3 separate regions of the Homo sapiens genome follow, and regions 1 and 3 are each linked to region 2. Evidence: read pairs that join two places in POLR2A ChIA-PET (ENCODE). Cell type or tissue: A673. All regions are shown on one strand.

What was found. Peaks named below come from ENCODE experiments on the same cell type or tissue, not always from the same donor. Only the 100,000 strongest peaks of a DNase experiment are listed, where the experiment ranks them.
Region 1: POLR2A ChIA-PET joins it to region 2 with 6 read pairs; 5 of 35 experiments call an interaction of 5 or more read pairs at or near these places.
Region 3: POLR2A ChIA-PET joins it to region 2 with 5 read pairs; 4 of 35 experiments call an interaction of 5 or more read pairs at or near these places.

The regions. Positions count from the first base shown.
Region 1 is chr6:158,491,533-158,494,032 of GRCh38, forward strand. TULP4 (TUB like protein 4) reads left to right here. Exons shown (of 14, transcript NM_020245.5): 10 at 2,041-2,185. Among named protein-coding and RNA genes, the nearest start is that of TMEM181, 67 kb to the right of the region's middle. In A673, no CTCF peak of the experiment used is centred here; no DNase peak of the experiment used is centred here.
Region 2 is chr6:158,439,942-158,442,441 of GRCh38, forward strand. The region is part of intron 3 of TULP4 (TUB like protein 4); the gene reads left to right. Among named protein-coding and RNA genes, the nearest start is that of SNORA116, 120 kb to the left of the region's middle. In A673, no CTCF peak of the experiment used is centred here; no DNase peak of the experiment used is centred here; H3K27ac peaks cover 962 bases.
Region 3 is chr6:158,243,622-158,246,121 of GRCh38, forward strand. It overlaps a transcript of TULP4 not described here. Among named protein-coding and RNA genes, the nearest start is that of TULP4, 68 kb to the right of the region's middle. In A673, no CTCF peak of the experiment used is centred here; no DNase peak of the experiment used is centred here.

The DNA of each region.
Region 1 (2,500 bases), 52 kb after region 2:
CCCAGGCTGGCGTGCAGTGGCATGATCTCGGCTCACTGCAACCTCCACCTCCTGGGTTCAAACGATTCTCCTGCCTCAGCCTCCCGAGTAGCTGGGACTACAGGCTTGTGCCACATGACCGGCTAATTTTTTGTATTTTTAGTAGAGATAAGGTTTCACCATGTTAGCCAGGATGGTCTCAATCTCCTGACCTCATGATCCGCCTACCTCGGCCTCCCAAGGTGCTGGGATTACAGGTGTGAGCCACTGCAACTGGCCCAAGCTCCTGTGTACCCTCCCCTCCCTTTAGAGCAATCACTACAGGGGCATCTGAATGTCTCATTCTTTTTTGTTGTTGTTTTTTCGAGCTGGAGTCTTGCTCTGTCGCCCAGGCTGGAGTGCAGTGGCGTGATCTTGGCTCACTGCAACCTTCACCTCCTGGGTTCAAGTGACTCTCCTGCTTCAGCCTCCTGAGTAGCTGGGACTATAGGCAAGCGCCACCACGCCCGGCTAATTTTTGTATTTTTTAGTAGAGATGGGGTTTCACCATATTGGCCAGGATGGTCTCAAACTCCTGACCTTGTGATCCGCCCGCCTTGGCCTCCCTAAGTGCTGGGCTTACAGGTGTGAGCCACCGCACCCAGCCAAGAGTTCTTTCTTCTAGATTTGAATCCTTTGTCAGATATCTGTATGGCCATATAGTCCAGCACGTGGCATTCTTCTTTTGTGGTTAGTGCTTTCTGTGTCCTGTTCGGGATGTCTTTGGTTACCTAAGGTCATGAAGCCTTTCTTCAGTTCTCTTCCAGCAGCTTTCTAGTTTTAGCTTTCATGCTTATGGATTAATTTTTGTGTTTGGTATGAATTAGAGGTAAATGCTCATTTTTAAATATGCAGATATCCAGTTACTCTAGCAATCTGATTGATGTCTTTTTTCATCTTTGTTCCAGAGCTTGTTAAAATTGCATGTAACATTATGAACTTTCCTATATTTCCAAAGTGCTTTTTTCCCATTATGTAAGCAGAGAGGACATCTAATGCATGCAGCTAAATCCTTCACCTTTAAACGTCCTCTTCAGGTTGCCGTCTTCCTGTGGCTGGACCTCCTCCTGTTGTCCTTTCCCCATTTGGACCCTCCACACAGCAGCCAGGCTAATTGTCCCACATCATAGCTTTAGGGAGCTCAATCTGCCATCCTCCCACTCCTCAGGAGCCCAGAGTTTCTCATCAAGCTCAAAACCAGTATATATGAGACTTAATGCATTTTTTCATAGACTGTTTTAAACCTTACCATACTCATTTTAATCACACTGTCTTTGGGGTAGACTGTCATTAAACATGTGTGTCTCCATGTTACAAATAAAGGGACTGAGAAGCAGAGATACAACATGGGATCAAAAGGCAGCCAAAAAACTTTACTAATTTGATTTAAATATTGCAGATGGTGAAATGCTAGATAAATTTGTTGAAATTCACACTGTTGCAGAAGAAATTATAAGAATCACTGGCATTAGGGTAAGAAATGACTTGTTCCACCTGCCATTTTCCCAGGACTGATTGTGCAGGCCCCTGGCAGAAGGCCATTTCCACGCTTGCTCCAAGGCAACAGAGAGTGAAAGACAGTTAATTCTTTGAGTTCCTTACAAATGGATCGCTGGATCTCATTTCAGTGTATACTAAGTATATTTTGAGATGGGGTCTTGCTCTGTCATCCAGGCTCAAGTGGAGTTGTGTAATCGTAGCTCATTGCAGCCTTGAACTCCTGGGCTCAAGCGATCCTCCTGCCTCAGCCTCCCAAGCAGCTGGGACTGCAGGTGTGTGCCACCACACCCAGTTTCTCAATATATTTTAAAATGTATATTATTCAATGTAAAGTTGTCATTCTTTCCTCATATTCATAAAGCAAAAGCAAGGGGAGAGCTTTGTTAAATTCGGGCACTGGCTGCAGGGTGAGAACCCAACACCCAGGCTGGCTGTCCAGAAAAAGAAAGGACTGCTGGAGTCAGGGCCATGCTCACCATTCCCGCCACGGATGCCTGACCCCTCCTGGCCTTGCCTCCCCAGGATCAGCATTGAGGCCCGCAAGTCACCCAAGCTGCCCCGGGCTGCTCAGGAGCTCTCCCGGTCCCCACGGTTGCCCCTGCGCAAGCCCTCTGTGGGCTCGCCCAGCCTGACTCGGAGAGAGTTTCCTTTTGAAGACATCACTCAGGTAGGAGCCCCCAGTTACCCTGCCTTGCTCCCCTCCTCCTGGGGGCTATGCCCAGAGGGCCCCTTCCTACCCGCCGCCTGCACTGCTCACTGCCACCATGGGTCCCTGAGCTCTGCTCCACATCCTGCACACCACCTACTACCTCAGGAGTAGCCCTCAGGTGGAGCTCTGGCTTCTCCACCTGTGCCCCTCAGCCAGTTCTGATCTTGCAGTGACGGTGGGAGAGAACCTCCCACTTCCCATCACAGCTCCCACCGTCCAGCCCTGCCTGCCTTTCCCTCCTGGTCCCTCAGTGCCCCCTCACCCTCCGGGTGC
Region 2 (2,500 bases):
ACCTCGTGATCTGCCCGCCTCAGCCTCCCAAAGTGCTGGGATTACAGGCGTGAGCCACCGTGTCCGGCCTAGAGTGTTTCTTTTTTAAAAAAAAATAAATCTGACCTGGCGCGGTGGCTCACACCTCTAATTCCAGCACTTTGGGAGACCGAGGCGGGAGGATCACTGGAGTCCAGGAGTTCAAGACCAGCAACATGACAAAACCCTGTCTCTACAAAAAATACAAAAATTATCCGGGTGTGGGGGCACACATATAGTCTCAGCTACTGGGGAGGCTGAGGTGGGAGGACTGCTTGAGCCCAGGAGGTTGAGACCACAGTGAGCCATGATTGTGTCACTGCACTCCAGCCTGGATGACAGAGTGAGTCCCTGTCTCAAAAAAAAAAAAAAAAAAAAAAAATCCACAAACCTACTAAAGTAAAATCTCAATGGTCAGCTTCTACACTGGAAACCCTTACTGGTGACTGGTGAGTGTGCTGTAAGTAGGTTAAAGGGCTGGTAAGAGTGGAGCTGCTGCTCATAGCTCCTGAGGACTCAACTTTGCAATGAGATTTAGTCTAAGCCAACGCAAAGAGTGATCCTTTTTCTTCTTTCCCATCAGATCTGCCCATGACTTTTTAGTAGTGTGAATACCACACAAGGGAGGCCCATCTTTATTTTAAGCCCTGAACTAAACATATATAGGAATGGTTCTTGTCAAAATCAGCAAGGAGCACAGGAATCACAGTTAGGAGAATGAATTGCTCAGGAAAGAAGTTGGGAGACAGCCTCCCACCCTTCAGGGCTATCTTTATCCAATGATTGGTACTGGTTCGTTTTTAGTTATTTCTTTTTGCGTGTATTTGAGAAATTCTGTTGAGCACTTTGTGGAATAAAATATGTTTCTTTAGCAGAAACAGGTGCAGCTACTATGTTTGTACTTTTTCATTTTGTCAGTGTTTTGGTTGATTGACATGACAGTTAAGATGTCTAGAAATTAAATCGCCCTTTGTTATCTCTGGACTCAGGCGATGAATCACCAAATAGAGCACTCAGTATTGATGAATTATAAAATACGCTAAATAAAAATCTTTCTTGAGATTTGCCTTGAATAAGCAAGGCGCAGTGGCTCATGCCTGTAATCTCAGCACTTTGGGAGGCTGAGGGGGTGGATCACCTGAGGTCAGGAGTTCAAGACCAGCCCAGCCAACGTGGTGAAACCCCGTATCTATTAAAATACAAAATTACCCAGGCACGATGGTGCACGGCTGTAATCCCAGCTAGTCGGGAGGCTGAGGTAGGAGAATTGCTTGAACCCGAAGGCAGAGGTTACAGTGAGCCGAGATCACACCACTGCACTCCAGCCCAGGTGACAAGAGTGAAACTCTATCTAAAAAAAATATTAGGTTAAGAATAAAAGATGAGAGGAATTTATTAATATACACTGGCTCTTGTCACATATACCTTCTTAAAGTCAGTTTTTTGTTAATGCAACGTTAGATTTTCTTCATATATCTTTATCAATACCACAGCATGATGATGGCCTTGGTTTTGACACAGGGATCTTGCCTAAATGCCAGCGTTTAGCCAGATGGTGAACTACAAAATTGATCTTCCTGGGGTTCCACATGGCACTGCTGCTCTACAGCCCCTGACCTTGGCATTGAATATGTCCTTATATGTGTTAGGAGGGGTGAGATGTATTGTTTCACATGTGTTCACCACCAGGACAAAGGCTCGCTCCTTCTGGTCAGGCCTCTCTGGGCCCTCTTCTCAGCTGGACCTCAATCTTGGCCTCTAAATACTGCAGACTCTCGGACATAAATTATTTCATCCACACCATCTTCCCTTCCCACACACACACCCTGGAGCAAACACTGGCACCGTTTCTAACAACTCAAGGCTGTGTCCCGAGGATGACTGCTCCAGCTCTCTTACGTTCCTGCCTGAGAGCCTGCCAAGAGAATCAACTGTTTGATAGGGCCCATCTCCCAGGCTTTGTGAGAGAGTAGGGGCCTAATTTTGTTAAGCTCCAGTTAGTAAAGCCAGAGAGCCTAATCGCGTTGACAGCCCCCTTCCTGCTTTTCAGTTATTTCTGCTTCCCTGAATACTGCCTATGCCTCCCTCCTCCTCCCTCATTCTCCCTACTGCAGCAGTTATTATGGATTAAATTTTGTCCTTCCTGTATTAACTCAGGTCCAGCTTGGCTTGTCTTTGGCACCGGTCACAAGTGCTGTTGGGTCTGCTTGCACCACTATTCCCCAGCTGCCACTGGTAGCACAGATCAGCAAATCCTTTCCTCTCAGCTCATTTGTTGAGAAGTTTATCAGTAGCCATGGGAAGAAATTACTATTTTCATCATGTTTAGAAATATATTTCAGTGTGTTTTGAAGAGTTGTAAAATTTTGAAATGGGAAAGGATTTCAGGCTGACACTTGGGAGGCAGAATGATGAACCTTACTATGGCACTAGGACTCAAAGTAGGATGAGCCCCACTAGCTGACCCCCAGGCCCGATTCTT
Region 3 (2,500 bases), 200 kb before region 2:
GTTATTTTATTTCTTGTGTTTCCTGTACATTGGTAGTTCATTGTAGAGGCTAAATCAAAAGAATCCAATTTTATTTTTTTGTGAGGGCAGGATTATTTTCATCAGGAAGTCTTCTTTCTTTCTTTTTGTGATACTAGCAACCATTCTTGAATGTTAACTTGGTCTATGAGTTCAGGAGGGATTACAATATGGTTACATCCTGTCATTTAGTTATTAGCTGAAATAGGTGTGTGTGTGTGTGTGTGTGTGTGTGTGTGTGTGTGTGTAGAAATTCTCCTTTGTCAATTATTTGGTTACCTTGAGGTATAGAGTGTATAGGAAGGGTTTGAAAAGTGTCTGATTATTTCCCTTGATTTACCAGTTTTCAAAGTTATGATTTGGTCCCCTAGCATCCTCCAGTGGTGATGGTTGAGGGTTTTAAATTTTTTCGCATAACATTATGAACGCCTATTTTAGCATACGTGGTGTGTTTCAGTCCATTGCAGTTACTGTCCTTTCGATGCTCAAATTGCTCCCTCTTTGGGCAGTGTAGGCTTATTTAGGCTGGCACCTGAGTCCTTCTGACACGTCTCTAGTAATCTCATAGCTTCCTTGCTTTACGATATGATGAGATGTTTCAGGTTCGTCCTGTATACTTTCTGTTTCAGACATGAAATCAGAGCAGACCATTTTTAAAAGAAAAAAAACCTAAATGTGCAATAAACAAAATGTTCAGTTTTACTAGTCATTAAATAAATAGAATTCAGAGCTAAAGTAGATACCATTTGTTGTGGACTGAGTGTTTGAGTCCCCCTACCCCCGTTCATATGTTGAAGCCCTAAGTCCCAATGTGATAGTATTTGGAAGTGGGGTCTGTAGGAGGTAATTAAGGTTAGATGAGGTCATGAGTGTGGGGCCTTCATATGGGCTTAGTGTCCTTAGAAGAAGAGACACCAGGAGGCTTGCTTTTTTTCTCCCCATGTGAGCACACAGCAGGATGGCAGCTGCCTACAAGGGAGGAAAAAAAGCCTGAGAATGAAACCTACCTTGCTGGTACCTTGATCTTAGACTTTTAGCCTCCAGAACTTCGAGAAATAAATTTCTGTTGTGGCCGGGCATGGTGGCTCATGCCTGTAGTCCTAGCACTTTGGGAGGCTGAGGTGAGACGATCACTTGAGCACAGGAGTTTGAGACCAGCCTGGGCAACATAGCGAGACTTTGTCTCTATTTATTTATTTTTTATTTAAATAATAATAAAAAAACTAAAAACATAAAAGAAACAAAATAAATTTCTGTTGTTTAAGCCACTCAGTTTATGGTTTTATCGCAGCCTGAGCAGACTTAAGACAGCATTTTTCAGTGATTATGTTGGCAATATAATTTAGACACAATTTTTTTATTTTTTTGGAGACAGGGTCTTACTTTGTCACCCAGGCTGGAGTGCAGTGGTGCGATCATGCTTACTGCAGCCTGGCCTCCCAGGTTCAAGCAATCCTCCTCCCTTAGCCTTCTGAGTAGCTGGGACTACGGGCACATATCACCACACCTGGTCAATTAAATTTTTTTTTTTTTTTTTTAGGGATGAAGCCTCACTATGTTGCCCAGGCTGGTCTTGAACTCCTGGGCTCAAGGGATCCTCCTGCCTTGCCCTCCCGAAGTGTTGGGGTTACAGGTGTGAGCCACCGCACCCGGCCTAGACCCAATTTAGTCCTTTATGGATTTGAAATGATTTGGTAAAGTTTAATATAAAGTATCATGTTATGATGACTTCTGCTGTTCCTTCTCTTGCTGATCTTATTATTTGGGCATCTCCTGGTGTGGAAAGGGAATGATAAGGATGATGGTAATTCTCGGTGCTGGTGCAGATGAAGGGAGGTATGTCCTCTCAGATAGCCTATGTAGACATTGATGCACTCAGTCCAGATAGCTGCTGTTAGATATCACAATGCAAAGTGTGCATAGCCTTCTACCCAGAAAGTCCACATTTAGTAGGAATTTATTCTGAAGAAATAGTAGGAAATGTTAGAACAGATATATGTACATAGTAAAGAATAGGAAATAACCTTAGACAAGGAATTATTTAAATGGATTATATTACCTTCCTTGCATGCAGCCATTGAAAGTGATGACATGCATTTATAGCAACCAATCTGGGAAGGTACCCATAATATTGAGTGAAAAAGATAGGTTACATAAACATAGGCACAGCACTTGGAAACATATAGGCACAGAAGATGCTGAACAACTAGGCTTTGAAGGCTGAGCCGAGAGGATCTAAGCTCCAGAAACCACCTAATAGATGTTTGTTTAGGTAACCATGGTCTCAAAGACTGCACCAACTGGTTTAATTCTCCTGTCATAAGATTCAAATTTCCTGGACTGAGCATATGATTGACCGTGAGTAATTTGCCTACCCCTTAGGGGTGTGTGTGTGTGTGTGTGTGTGTGTGTGTGTGTGTGTGTATTGTTCTCAATTGAGATTTCTATAAAGACCATATAGAATGGGGACGGACTCACAAGG